Linked DNA regions of Homo sapiens: region 1 is linked to region 2. A link is a contact called in ENCODE Hi-C or POLR2A ChIA-PET data. All regions are on one chromosome and are shown on one strand. Each heading gives the region's core, a stretch centred on a gene start or an enhancer-like site at or near the end of the contact. The rest is flanking DNA. Distances are from core to core; before and after follow the strand shown.

Region 1 (7,504 bases), core at 2,639-5,138, 40 kb before region 2:
AGCATCCACTTCACCTTTATAAGAGCCTCGAGGTGACAGCGACTACAGATCATTTACAGGGAAAGAAACTGAGGCCCAGGGAGATAAGCTAGCTTATGGAGGACAGCACTGCAAGTCAGCACCAGACTGGGACCAAGATGAAAACACAAAGGTGTGAGAGCTTTTGAATCATGATGCGCATTACAGATGCAAGGCGACAGTGTCGTAATTATCATTATTATTCATCTAGTCACAATCTCTGAGCATTTAACATATGCCAGGTATACTTTCAGCCTCAAAGAGGTAGAAGTATGGGGCGAATACGAAGATAAATGACACATGGTCCCCGCCCTCCAAGGACAGGGAAGTGTGCTGGAGGAGTTGAACATCTCCTAAACAAATGAGAACCATGCAATAGAACACTGGAGCCAAGCAGATGGAAGCCCAGAGGAGGGAGCCAGACTCTGCCTGTAGGTACAGGGAGGAGCTGACACTTGAGCTGGATGGAAAAAAGGCAAAAGGCCCTTCCAGGCAAAGGGAATGGCCTGTCCAGGCCCCAGAGGTGTAGCAGATCATAGAGGGAATGCAACTGTCAGTGGGACCAGCCAGGGCCAATTGGTCCAGAGCTTCATGGGCCTTGCCAAGGAGGAGAGACGTTCCTGGAGGCCACCAACAGTACAGGCTTCCCATCAGGGGCTTTAAGCAGGGGGAATAGCATGATCAGATTTGGGTGTCAAAAAGACAGGACAGGCCGGGCGCAGTGACTCATGCCTGTAATCCCAGCACTTTGGAAGGCCAAGGTGGGGTAAATCACTTGAGGTCAGAAGTTCGAGACCAGCCTGGCCAATATGGGGAACCCTCGTCTCTACTAAAACTACAAAAAATTAGCTGTAGCTGGGCGTGGTGGTGCATGCCTGTAATCGCAGCTACTCGGGAGGATGAGGCAGGAGAATCTCTTGAACCTGGGAGGTGGAGGTTGCAGTAAGCCGAGATTGCACCACTGCACTCCAGCCTGGGGAACAAGAGCAAAACTCTGTCTCAAAAAAAAAAAAAAAAAAAAAAAAAAAGGACAGGCCGTAGAGTGGCAAGAGGTCAACTGTCAACAGGAACACCTGAGGGCACACAGACAGTGTGGAGAAGATGTAATTCTTTACTCAAGTAACAGTGGGGGCTAAACTGAGGATCTGCCCCCGTCACATAACCTTTCATCTGCAGAGTGAAATAGGAGTATTTGTCCTGCCTCCTTTATAGGACATAATATAAAGTTACTAATAATAATGGAGGCCGGGCGTGTTGGCTCATGCCTGTAATCCCAGCACTTTGGGAGGCCAAGGCATGCAGATCATGAGGTCAGGAGATCAAGACCATCCTGACCGACATAGTGAAACCCCATCTCTACTAAAAATAGAAAAATTAGCTGGGCATGGTCGCGCATGACTGTAATCTCAGCTAGTCGGGAGGCTGAGGCAGAATTGCTTGAACCAGAGAGGCAGAGGTTGCAGTGAGCCAAGATCATGCCATTGCACTCCAGCCTGGTGACAGAGCAAGACTCGTCTCAAAAAATTACATAAATAATAACAATAATGGAAACATAATAGAAGTAATAGCCAACATGTCTTGAACACTTATATAGTTAATTTAACAAGTACTGAATATTTGCTAGGCACCAGGCACGCTAAGTGCTTTACAAATGCTAATTCATTTAATCATTGCAATGATCTTGTGAAATAAGGACTTTCATTATCCCCATTTTACAGATGAGGCAATTGAGACACAGAGACATTAAGTGACTTACTCCAGGTCACCCAGGTCATAGGTAGCAGAGCTGTGATTTGCAGCCAGGCAGTCTGGCCTGAGTCCTCGCTCTTGGTCATGATGTCCATGATCTCTTGTTTGTTATATGCCCAGCACTGTGGAAAGTACCTTGCAGCTGTTGTCTATTACTCTGGTCCTCACAATAATTCTGTGAGGTAGGCACTCTTTTTTCTCCCTGCTTTATAGCTAAGGAAACTGAGGCACAAAGGGGATAAGTACCTTGCCTGTGGCTGCACATAGAGTAAGTAAGTGGTTGAGTTGCACGTTAATCTTTGGGACTGCAAAGTTCGTGCTCTGAGCTGCGCTCCCTTCAATCTAAAAGCACAAAAACCACAGGGAGGGGGACAGGGGACAGGGAGGGGGCAGCAACCTGAAAAAAGACTGAATACTTAGAATAGTGAGAGATCAGATGGAATATGTTTTTGCCTGGCTGGATTTTTCCCACCCCATGTTAAGCGAGAGAAGGCAAGGTCCCCCCTCTCTCCCAGCACCCCTGGTTCAGCCTCTAGACAAGTCAGGTTGTGTCATCTGGCCTGCCAGGCAGTAAAACACCCCGATCCTTTAGGGGTGAGGGTCTGCAGGCCTCAGCTCCAGAAACATCAGGGTGGCAAACAATGGTATATCAGTCAGGCCTGAGCATCTCTGATTGGCCCTGGCAAAAACAAGATGTCAGTTAGTAACAGCCGTAAATCCCTGTGACAGCCAGTCCCCAAGCCCTGGGCATACTCTGGGCCATGCTGGAGCCGCAATGTCCAGAGCCTTCTCCTGCCACTTCTTGGGACTGGGAATCCTGGCCTGGGGCCTGGCAATGGAATCATTAATCTATGGACAGGCTTCACAAAGAGAAAAACATGCAGGAAAATATACAGAAGAAAATAGAGCTAAAAAACACTCCAGGGTTCCACTGAGACCAGACCATCTAGGACTGAGATTCAGAAGCAGGAGAGCAAAGCTCTCAGGAGGACATATTAGAGACTCTGGAGGATGTATGGACTTTCAAGGAGTACTTACAAGAGGCTGTGTACCTCAGTGGGCAAGGGTATGGACTTTGAAGCCAGACTATTTGGGTTCAAATCCCAGCTTGGCCTCTTGCTTTACTGCTGAAAAACTGGGGATGTGTTCCTTAATCTCTCAGGCTGGGCCTCAGTGTTCTTACCCGTCATATGAGGATAGTGATAGTACCTACATCATCAGGTTGTTACAGGGGTTAAGTGAGTTAATACACAGAAAAGTCCAAGAACGGTGCCCAGCACCTAGCCAGTGCTATGGACGTGTTAATTAAATAAGATAAATGGGCCAGGCGCAGTAGCCTAAGCCTGTAATCCCAGAACTTTCCGGATCACTTGAGGTCAGGGGTTCGAGACCAGTCTGGCCAACATGGTGAAACCCCATCTCTACTAAATAATACAAAAATTAGCCAGGCGTGGTGGCATGTGCCTGTAATCCCAGCTACCCAGGAGGCTGAGGCATGAGAATCACTTGAACCTGGGAGGTGGAGGTTGCAGTGAGCTGAGATCATGCCACTGCACTCCAGCCTGGGTGACAGAGTGAGACTGTCTCAAACAAACAAAAAAAAAGATACATGGTCACAGGGGAGACAGGAGACATCTCTCCCAGTGGGAGATGTCACAATATCCAGGTGAATAGAGATGGGGACTGGAGATGAGATGCCTTCCATTTTATTCAAAAGAGTTTGAAAGAGTTTAGATCTGGAAGTCCCTGACTTAGGGTCACAGGGAAAGTCAAAGTGCTGTTTGACAACATGCTGCAGCAGTCACACTAAGGCAGAACCATAGCCTTGGAATCCAGAATGGGGATGGGGTGGCCCAGGAACTCTAAAAACTCCTAGAGCATAGTCTGTACTAAAGCTTTCAAAATTCACATTCATAGACATCCATGATCATCTAGTCCACACCCAGCTGCTGCAAATGAAAGGAATCATGCCAAGGGCCAGAGAAGGGCCTTGTCCAAGGTCAAATAGCTGGCTGATATAGGGCATGAAGCAAGAGCCAAGATCTGCCAGAACTGGGGCATCTTCCATCACACCAGCCCTCTGGCCTTGACCCAGGAAGGCTGAGAACCCAGTGCATGGGTCTTGGCCTGGTTGGAGCAGCTGCCACCTTGGCCTGGCTGGGTCTGCCCGGTATGCTGGCCCCAGCCCAGGGTGCTCCTGACCAGCACCTGCCACCAAGCTCTGGTAGGCCCTACTAACCTCTTCCAGAAGGGAATTGGGGGTCTTCACCTCCTACTCTTTCACACCCAGAGGCAGCTCCAGGTGTGAGCAGCAGCGCCAGTAAGTTCCACAAATCCCACTTGTCTCATCCAGACTGAATCCATGATCCTGACTCAAGCCATTGTCTTTGTCCCTCAAACTGGTATATTAGAGTAACAGGTAAATCCCCAAATAGTGGCTCACTGCCATTCAAGGTGAAACTGTGTGCTACTATCCACACAGGAGTGGCTCTCTTCCAAGCAGGGATTTGGAGAGTCAGGCTCCTTCCCTCTTCTGACTCTGCCACCTTCAACACATGGCCCCCAAGACCACTATGACTGGCTGCTCTAAGCCAACAGAGGGAGAAGGCACCTGGGACACTGACCCAGGAGGTTTTTGTGGGCTGGCCTAGAAGAAGCACTTACTCCTTTCACCCACATTCCACTGGCCAGAATTGAGCCACAGGACCACACCTGGCCATACCTGGTGTATTAGTCCGTTTTCACACTACTGATAAAGACATACCCGAGGCTGGGCAATTAACAAAAGAAAGAGGTTTAATGGACTTACAGTTCCACGTGGCTGGGGAGGCCTCACCATCATGGTGGAAGGCAAGGAGGAGCAAGTCACATCTTACATGGACAACAGCAGTCAAAGAGAGAGAGCTTGTGCAGGGAAACTCCCCCTTATAAAACCATCAGATCTCATGAGGCTTATTCACTATCATGAGAACAGCGTGGGAAAGACCTGGCCCCATGATTCAATTACCTCCCACCAGGTTCTTCCCACAACATGTGGGAATTCAAGATGAGATTTGGGTGGGGACACAGCCAAGCCATATCACCTGGTCATAAGGGAATGAGAGGTGTAGTCTAGCTGTTTTCCCACGATGTAGGCTTTGGTGGACACATAAGCCATCTCTGCTACAACTGACCTCACAGCTTTGTTCTGTGGCACTTGATGATTGTGGACTGGAGCCCCAGCTTAGCAACTTGCTCTGCCCAGGAAGACATTAAAGGAAATCTGCAGGCTCTCGAGTCCAACCTATGATGCGTAGGGAGGAGTGACAGAGGCGGACTTTGGTAGTAGATCAGGAGCTCACCGAAGGCAGGAAACATGTGCAGCACCCTGCAGCATCCCAGCATTCCTCATGCACTGCCTGCCATCGAGGAGGCCTCCAATTTGTGTCTACCTTATGAGAAGTAGCAGGAATGCAACCCGCAGGGGTACCAGACATAAGTCATGCTGCAGGAAGGCTGGGGCCTGCCTAACTGGAGCTTCATGCCTGCACTCCCAGGTCTGATTCCTGGCTTGGCAGTTGGGAACTAAGGAGAAGGGGACAGTCAGAGCCATCGCTCCTTCCATGCTGGCTCTCACATCAGAGGCAGACTCTCAGCTCGTCTGTGTGGGAGGATGCAGGAGCTATTTCCATTTTATTTCATATTCGTCACGAACTGTGTGTCCCACAGACATGAGAAGCCACAGAAGAAATGTTCTCCCTCCCCCAGTGCAGATCCTCAAAAGCAGGGGCTGAGGGGAAAATATTTGAAGGAAACATCCTTGACTTCCATGAACAGATAAAGCCTCTCCCAAAAGGACAAGCACAGGGGCAAGAGCAAGTCACAGGACCAGCTTCGAGTCTGCTTTGTGACCTTGGCCAAGTGACAAATCCTTTGTGCCTCCATTTCTCCCCCATCTGTCAAATGAAGATAATAAAGGCTGTTCTGAAGTTAGAATGAGATAATCAATGTTTAAATGGCTCTGGGAAGTACAAAGCTTTCTATGGGAATATAAGGTGTTATTATCCACTCACCCTTCCTGCCTCTCCAGTGAATTCAGATGTTTGGTAACAATTACAATCTTGGCTAGGACTCACTCTTGATGAGCAGAAGAAAGGCAGCAGCCTCCACATTTAACAGATGGGGACTGATGCACAGGCCTGGGCTGCAAGCAGACCTGGTAAGTTCTGGGACACATGCTCCAGCCGAGGAATATCTGCCTGTGAAGTAATGAACTGCGATCCACGAGGGACTTCCACTGCAATCATCAAACACCAGCTCTTGCAGACTCAGATGTGGTATTTGTTAGACTGAGGAATATAACAGTCATAAAATCACAGAATTCCAGAGTTGGCCAAGACCCCCATCTTTGGGGAGAGAGCTAGTTCCCCAGTCAAAGTGGAAAATCGACTCAATTTCCACTGACCTGTGAAAAGCAAAACCAGTTCATGTCTGTCATTGCTTATTCTGTTTGGGATCTTGAGCAAATCACTTAACCACCCTCTGCCCCAGTTGCCTTCTCACAGGAATAAGGAATGAGAAAGGACTCTGGTAACTAAAAGACACAGTTCAAATGAAAGGTATTTCTTGCTATTGATGATCAAATCTCTTACCATGAGTCACATGCAGTATTCTTAGATTCTCTTACACACAGAAGACAGGGGTTCCCATTTTCCTGCTCCTGAAATTTAATTCATTGTGGGGGGCCAAACTATCAGGCGGCCAATACAAAATCCTGCCTCAGGATAAACAGGAGAGAAGATACTGCTGGGATGTGATGCCAGAGATTGAGACATGTGCAAACCATTCATTCAAAGCAGAAACAAGAGCAAAGATCATTCTGGAACCCAATCTGACTCCTGCAAGGGTAGAGCCCAGTCTTCTCAGACACCTCTCAGTCAAGACTGGTTGACAAACACTGCTTCAAGTTCCTCCGACCTGGGAGAACCAGGAATGAAGCTTGACACAAGGGCAGGGAGGATTCAGAGAAAAGAAGGGAAAGATGAAAATGAAGGAAAAGCAGGCACTTTCAGAGCCTCATTTTCTCATTACCATCAGCATGCATTCATTTCCTCTGGTGGAAGGAGGGAAAAAAGTTTTCCATTGAGTGTCTAAGGCAATCCTGTGTAATATTTCATTTCACAGCCTCTTTCTCTTGCCAACTACAACAGCAGCTGTGAAACTATTCTCCTGGCCAGTCCTGTGGCATTCCTACCCCAGCATCAACTCAGAATTCTTTTCCCCCAGGGCTTCTACTGCTTCTCATCCTACCCTAACCTCAAGAACTCACCTGGATGTATTCTCAGGTGAAATCTCTGGCAGAAATAATTTCTAGTTCTCAAACAATAGAAAAAATTCAAGGGCCAACTGCAGGGGACCAGGTCCCTTTGTTGGCTACTATGACCTGGGGAACAGAGCCAGACACAGAGCTCCGAAGCAGATATCTAACTTAAAGCAACTGACAAAAGGCCCCACTCCACACCCAGGTTACAATCATCTTCAGAAAGACCCCAGGTCCCAACAGCCACTGCACTGGACAAACTCATTATCTTCAGCTACAAAGCCAGGCAGAAGGCTTAATCAGGTCAGCAGCATTTGATAGGAAAATAAGTACCTTCTTGACACTCTATGGATTATAGAAATTATGCCTGGTAAAGCTACCTATACCACCATCATGTCAAAGGACACTCAGGGATATTCAGCTGAGAAGAATAATTAT
Region 2 (7,063 bases), core at 4,198-6,697:
TATTTTTCCTTGGCCTCCAATCTGTGCTTTGGGCTGTGCCATAAAATTCCTCAGTAATTTATGACCTGTTTTTCCTTTAAAGTGGAGAAGCACTAATCCCTCACAGAGTGGGGAGACAAGCATTTCCAAAGTGAGGTAATCTAGAAATATATGCACTGACCACAGTGAGTTGGGCCCTGACTTACAATTGAAGGCTCATGTAAAGATCCCTAGCCCTTGACACAGAGTATGATCTCAGAAATAGCCTGGTCTCCAGTTAGTACCTGGTTTGACAGAGTCCTCTTGACCCAAAAGTCCATCTTTTCCTGTCACTGATATCTGAAAATTCCAGACATTGCCATGTCACCCTCCAGATAAAGGAAGGCCTCCTCCACAGCACTCTTCTAAAGCACCAGTCTTATATATCTCATTACGGCCATCTACCTCAGTGTAAATGAGTTTATACTCAGCCAAGAGGAAGTGAGGAATCCTGGCTGGGCCCCAGGCTTGGAGGGGCTCAGAAGTGGAAGGAGCGTGCACAAAACCTGAAATCAGTCTTTGACTCCTTCACATTTTCGCCGCAAGTCAACCCCAATGATCACGCTTACATCTTTGCAAGTAGCTTTTAAAAAATATTTTCCAATAAACACAAGGAAATGAAATATTGAGATACACCTTCAAAAGAGAGTTGATGAGCAGCAAACATTCTGGGTCCAATCAAGCAACAATTGATTTGTGAACAGAAGGAGCAAGAGTTCAATTGCACTTGGATAATATTCACCCTGACCTGATTCAGGAAAGAGGAGGAAGAGTGGGTCTCTGTCCTCAGCCAATGTAATTCCATAGGAACGATCCCTGGAACCATGATATTGGCTTTGCTACTGCTTTATAAATGTCACTCACTAAAGACAGAACAAGGATGAACTCCTAGAATATTATTCAGAAAATCTGGCTAATAGGGGCCTTGTTTGCACTTCTATTTTCATATACTCTACAAACACTTGTTCAACCTAAGCTTTTCTCTCTTCTGTAGTCAAGTGTCTATAAACAACACTTGGGATCCTAGTTTAAAAAACAAAGTTTTAGTCTTTATGATAAAAATATTAACATAAATGGATAATGATTATTTCCTCCTCACCATGTTAGTTTCTCTTGGCCAGCAGCCCTAAATATGTCGTATTAACTTTAAATAGTAGGGTCCAGATTCTAAGACAGTGTTTCCCAAATGACATCAAGAGATGTAAGTACTGTCCCTAAATGTGTGTTGAACAATCAAATACAGTTGGAAACACTGCTCGCTCAATTGCCATCCAGAAAACTGATGGAAAATAGCCTATCGAAGGCTGTAAAAAAAAGTCCTGCAATAAATGTTTAGCTTCATTTACTCTATGGTTTTCCAAATTCACTTGATTATGGCATTCGTTTTTGAGTGTGAATGACCTATTCACTTCTTATATTGTTTGGAACACATTTTGGGAAACCCTGCTCCAAGGGAAGAGTTACAACTTGAAAGGAAGAATCTACCATTGCAGTAGGCTGATTGAATCACAAAAGTCAAAGTATCCTGACACTCCAGAGAGTTCAGAAAGTAGGGGGAACAAAAACAATGTAACCCAAAAAAAGGAGTGGAGGAGTCTTTAAAAAAAAATCTCTCACTGTGGTTTTTGGTTTGTTTGTTTGTTTTTATTAGAGACAGGGACTTGCTCTGTTGCTCTGCTGCCCAGGCTGGAGTAGAGTGGTGCCATCATAGCTCACCACAGCCTCAAACTCCTGGGCTCATGCAGTCTTCCTGCCTCAGCCTCCTGGAGCAGCTGAGACTACAAATGCATGCCACCACACCCAGCTAATTTTTAAAAATTTTTTTAGAGACTGGCTCTTACTACGTTGCCCAGGCTGGTCTCAAACTCCTGGCTCAAGCTATCCTCCCACCTCAGCCTCTCACAGTGCTGGGATTACAGGCGTGAGGCACTGTGTTCAGTCCCTTATGGCAGTTTTTACCATCCTCTTGACATGTAAAGACCAGCCACTGAGGGACAGACAAATGGTAATCTCAACCAAATAGACAAGTTTCAGGTTTTATCAGCCCACAGGGTAGTCTGGTCAATTGCCGCAACCTCAGTCAATAGCTGAAAAGCAAATTGAAAATAATAATGATAATAATAAATCAGACTCCCTTACTAAAAATTTTAGACACATGGCATTAGCATCAACTATATGACCAATAAACTGACAGGCTGTCTGGCTGCCTGGCTGTCCAGCTGGCTGGCTGGCTGGCTGGATGGATGGATGGAGAGATAGATGAATAGATGGATGGATGGATACATAGATGGATGGATGGATGGATGTAGAGATGGATGAATGAATGGATGAATGAAGAGATGGATGGACGAATTGATGGGTGGATGGATGGATGGATATAGAGATGGATGAATGGATGGGTGGGTGGATGGATGGATGGATGGATGGATGGATGGATGCATAGACAGATGGATGGATGTAGAGATGGATGAATGATGGAAGCATGATGGATGAATGGTGACTGGATGCAGCATGATATAGCAATGTAAGTACCTTACTAGGAATCAGGAAACCTGTTTACTCATACTTTTTCTGTCTCTACTGGATTTTTTCCTTTCCTCTTTTTTTTTTTTTTTTTTTTGAGACAGGGGGTCTCACTCTGCCACCCAAGCTAGAGTACAGTGGCATAATCATGGCTCATTGTACCTTTGACCTTTTAGGCTCAAGTGATCCTCCTGCCTCAGCCTCCCAAGTAGCCGGGGCCACAGGTGCATGCCGTCATGCCTAGATAATTTGTAAAATGTTTTTGTAGAGACAGTGTCTTGCCATGTTGGCCAGGCTGGTCTTGACCTCAAGCAATCCCCCTGCCTCGGCCTCGCAAAGTGCTTGGATTACAGGTGTGAACCACCATACCTGTCCTCTACTGGATTTTTTTTTTACTTTGATCAAGTCACTAAACTTCTGAACTCTTATATTTTTATGTAGAAATGAAGATTTAATGAATATCTCTTATTATATAGCAGATTTACATTTTTTCAATTGGAGGTAAAATGGTCTACGAACCTTTCCCCTACCTAATCTTCTCTAAGAGAAAGAAAGTGAGAGAAGGCTGGTGGGGGGAGGCAGAGGGGAATGGAAGGCAAAGAATAAGGTAGGAAGGAAAGAACAAAAGAAGAAATTTTGATTCATTTGATTGCCTTTTTAAATAGAGCTTAAATGCATAAATGGATAATGGTATTAAATGTGTAATGGTACTGATATCAATACCTTCTAGGCCAGGCCCTAGGCCTCCTGTACCTAGTGTGTTTGGGAGACTATATACCCGTGCATGTGCAGTAAAAAACCTTTGTCCTAAAAAGCAAGACATCCAGGTGCTCATTCATCTGCCTTGGCCCCCAATTCATCATTTAACTTCCCTGGGTCTTGTCCTGAAATGTCAAATTAAGAGGAATATCTTAATTCCCGCTTTGAATATATTCACTACCATACAAGTTTGATGGGAGAATCAAAAGAAAACAGTACAAATTGTTGAATAAATGTATCCCCATTGTGCAGTCTCCTGAGGGGTAAGGCCGCAAACACCTTATCTTCCAAAGATGCTGCATTCCTGATCAGAAGGTACAAAACTCTCCAGTGCCAGTTGAAGTATGGCTAGAGCTGAGGAAACCCGCCTTGTATTACAGGGCATGAACTAAGCTCTCTGACCTTGAATTTCCAACAATTCAACCCAGGAACCCTGAAGCACCACTATCTGATGTTGAATGCCACTTGCAGGGGTTTCAAGAGATGGGGGCTTTCAGGCCACAGAAGGTATTTCTGTTCATCAGGGCACTGCAGCATTATTTGTCGTCAGAGACTTGTTTACTAAGGAGTAGTCAGGCAGGTTTCTCAGAACCAGTCTATCCGATCCATCCTTCAAGGCCTAGGTCAAAAGCCACCTCCTCTACAAATCCTTCGTCAGTCTTTCCCTGGGGAATGATAACATATTTGCTTTTATGGAATTGTTTGGGTTAGTAAAATGTAAGTTTATTGAGTGCAGGGAACCCTATCCTCTTTACTTTCTTTTCTCCATGTTACTGGTACTCATTAAAATTAGATTGAATGAGAAACTGTGTTCTGGGGCAATATTTCTCAATGTTTTTTTAAACTGGGACTCACAGTAAGAATTAAGATCATACGTACTCACATAAATAAAACTGAAATAGGAGTTTTATAAGGCAATATTTATTCATATTGCATACAAAGCATTCTGATAATGTGTATATTGTTCAATTTTCATATTTAAAATTGTTGTAGAGATCCACGCAATTGATTTCATCAACTTCATTGAGGGTCCTGACCCAGAGTTTGAAAACCAATAGCCTAGACAGGATATGCCTTTATTCTCTTTTTCTCACGTCTTTCTCCTTCAGAAAGAAAAATGGAGCCTATACAAAAAGCATATTAAACCCTAAAGGTTCTTAACAGATTTAAATTTGGAAAGAGTCAGATGATGCCTCACTTTCCTAAAATTCAAATCCCATTAGAGAAGGCACGCGGCCGACTTACTGGGTGGGGGTGTCCATAGAGCCACCTCTTCAGCTAGCAGAGGCAAATTACTTAAATAATATTAGTGCGTCACACATCTATGTATGACTGATAACTAATAACAGACTTGATCGTCTTGATTATATAAATTTTATTTTATTTTATTTTGAGACTGAGTCTCACTCTGTTGCCCAGGCTGGAGTGCAGTGGTGCAATCTCAGCTCACTGCAACCTCTGCCTCCTGGGTTCAAGTGATTCTCGTGCCTCAGCCCCCAAAATAGCTGGGATTACTGGCACCTGCCTCCATGCCTGGCTAATTTTTGTATTTTTAGTAGAGACGGGGTTTCGCCATGTTGGCCAGGCTGGTCTTGAACTCCTGACATCAAGTGATACGCCCACCTTGGCCTCCCCAAGTTCTGGAATTACAGGCATGAGCCACCATGCCCGGCCGATATACATTTTAATTTTCACAGATACTACCTTTTTGCTTTCCAAAAAGGTGCCGCTAATTTATATTTCTACGAACAGAGTAGGACAAGGCCTAGTTTCTTCCTGCCCTCCCTGAAACTGATGTGATCAGATCAGTCTTTTCAAGTAGCCATTTCTCCCTTTTTTATACCTTGGGGACAAGCACCAGGACCTCTCTATTGGAGCCCCCACTGTATCAAGCTCAGTCCAGTCCCAGGCACAGAGCAGAGGCTTCAGCCACGCTGCGCGGTAAGAGAACACAGCCCAGCACTGAGGCTGGCCACATGAGAGACTTGTGAAGGAGTGCTCCCTCCGGGTTCTAAAACACATTCCTGATGGGCCTAATTCATTCTCCAGGCGAAAAGGAGGCTTTCTTAGTCTAAAACACTGCTGTAAATCCCACCCACAAGGGGACAGCCACATGACTCCATTTTCCTGCTTGTTTCTGAATCACTGTCTTATCTGTCTTCCTCCCCTTTTCCCCTTAAAATAGTTGGCTTTACGGTTGTCTGTGCACAGTCATATGATAAGCAGTGATAAAGAAAAATTTTTAAAGAGCCAAGTAGGGATAAGGAAGCAATGAGAAAGAGACACGTTCTCTTGTGTGAGGGGGTGGGCTTCTAAGACACAAGTTTCCTAGAAACAAAACCCACAGATTAATTTTAAATCTTCAGTCCCAACAATGTGAAAGAATGAGGCAGACTATTTGGCTAAGAAACCCAAATGTTGCTTAGTGTGATCAGGGACTTGGGGAAATAAGGTCTGAGTCCCATTCTAGTCCCTACCAAGAGGCACCCTTTATCCTCGGTTTCTCCATTTGTAAACTGTATACGAAAGGGCCGTCCCCCTCCCTGAATCCCAAAGTGGTTCATCACTATTACTTACATGTGTGTGACATGTTTTTCTTTTCGGATGCATATTAAATGAGTCTCACAACTCCGTGAGATAAGCAGGGCCAATGTGACTATTCCCATTTTACAGCTGAGGAAGCTGGAGCTCAGAGAGGTTTCAGCTTCATCAAGGTCACACAGCTCATTAGCACCGAGAGGGTGAAAAGTGAACTAGCAAACTGTGAATGTAGTACTTTATGAATATATGCTAGCCTATAAATGCTTGACAGTGGGCAGCAAATAGACATTTGGCAAACCACAGCCATTTCCTATGTAACTCATTATAAGGAGAAAGACCATCCGTCTAGGACACACCACTGAGATGACAAGCAACCCCTAGCCCCAAGTAACTGTCGGACATAAAGAATTATAAACCAAATGGATTCTTCGACAATATCTTCAGTCCCAAACCACATCATCCACAATTTATATTTTACAATAGTATTATAATAGCAATAGCAAACATTTTTGTGTGTTCTATCACATGACAAGCACTTTTCTCACCCAGGCTGGAGTGCATTGGCGCCATCTCAGTCACTGCAGCTTCCACCTCCCAGGTTCAAGCGATTCTCCTGCCTCAGCCTCCTGAGTAGCTGAGAGTACAGGCGCTCACCACCATCCCCGGCTAATTTTTGTATTTTTAGTACAGACGGGGTTTCTCCATGTTGGCCAGGCTGGTCTCGAACTCCTGACCTCAAGTGATACAACCGCCTCGGCCTCTCAAAGTGCTGGGATTCCAGACATAAGCCACCGTGCCCAGCCGTGACAAGAACTTTTCTATGCACTTTCTATGCATTATATTATTTATTTCAAACACAATTAGATAGATAGTACTGACTTAGTTTTACAGATGAAGAAACCTCAGAGAGGTTACACAACTTGTCAAAAGGTCACACGACTGGTTCAGTGGTGGGACCAGGATTAGAATCCATCTCCCTGTCATATAAAGCCCTTCCACTTAACCACAGTGCCACTTGGTTCCATATCTGGTGGTTGTGCTGCATCCTTTTTCACTTTTTTTTTTTTGAAGTTAAAACATATATAATAACAAGGAAAACTAGGTGTGGAGGTGAGGGGGTATATGGGAACTCAGTACTTTCTGCCCTATTTTTTTATAAACCTAAAACTGCTCTAAAAAATAAACATAACTAATTTTTAACAATAATGCTGAAGTAAAAGAT

Evidence for each region. Hi-C counts contacts between places; a loop is a spot of excess contacts on that map. ChIA-PET counts read pairs that join two places held with the same protein, here RNA polymerase II (POLR2A). Pooled maps may share reads with other maps.
Region 1: a loop to region 2 is called in a map of adrenal gland, with 2.4 times the contacts of the local background. The contact joins two enhancer-like sites. A Hi-C loop is called at or near these places in 26 of 168 maps with a recorded cell type or tissue (B cell, CD14-positive monocyte, GM12878 and 16 more), 37 of 37 single-sample maps with no recorded cell type and 26 of 50 pooled maps. POLR2A ChIA-PET finds 5 or more read pairs at or near these places in 9 of 52 experiments (B cell, BJ, GM12878 and 6 more).

What each region holds. Positions count from the first base shown.
Region 1 is chr2:45,705,680-45,713,183 of GRCh38, reverse strand. All of the region lies in intron 1 of PRKCE (protein kinase C epsilon), which reads right to left. It also overlaps the pseudogene TRQ-TTG5-1. Among named protein-coding and RNA genes, the nearest start is that of PRKCE-AS1, 34 kb to the right of the region's middle. Within about 2 kb of position 3,888, at least 3 of the 41 ENCODE cell types and tissues checked have a DNase peak (open chromatin) inside an H3K27ac peak, as active enhancers do.
Region 2 is chr2:45,667,640-45,674,702 of GRCh38, reverse strand. The region is part of intron 1 of PRKCE (protein kinase C epsilon); the gene reads right to left. It overlaps PRKCE-AS1 (PRKCE antisense RNA 1), which reads left to right. Exons shown (of 2, transcript XR_940049.3): 2 at 1-1,363. Among named protein-coding and RNA genes, the nearest start is that of PRKCE-AS1, 4.3 kb to the left of the region's middle. RefSeq lists a silencer at 1,725-1,936. Within about 2 kb of position 5,447, at least 4 of the 41 ENCODE cell types and tissues checked have a DNase peak (open chromatin) inside an H3K27ac peak, as active enhancers do.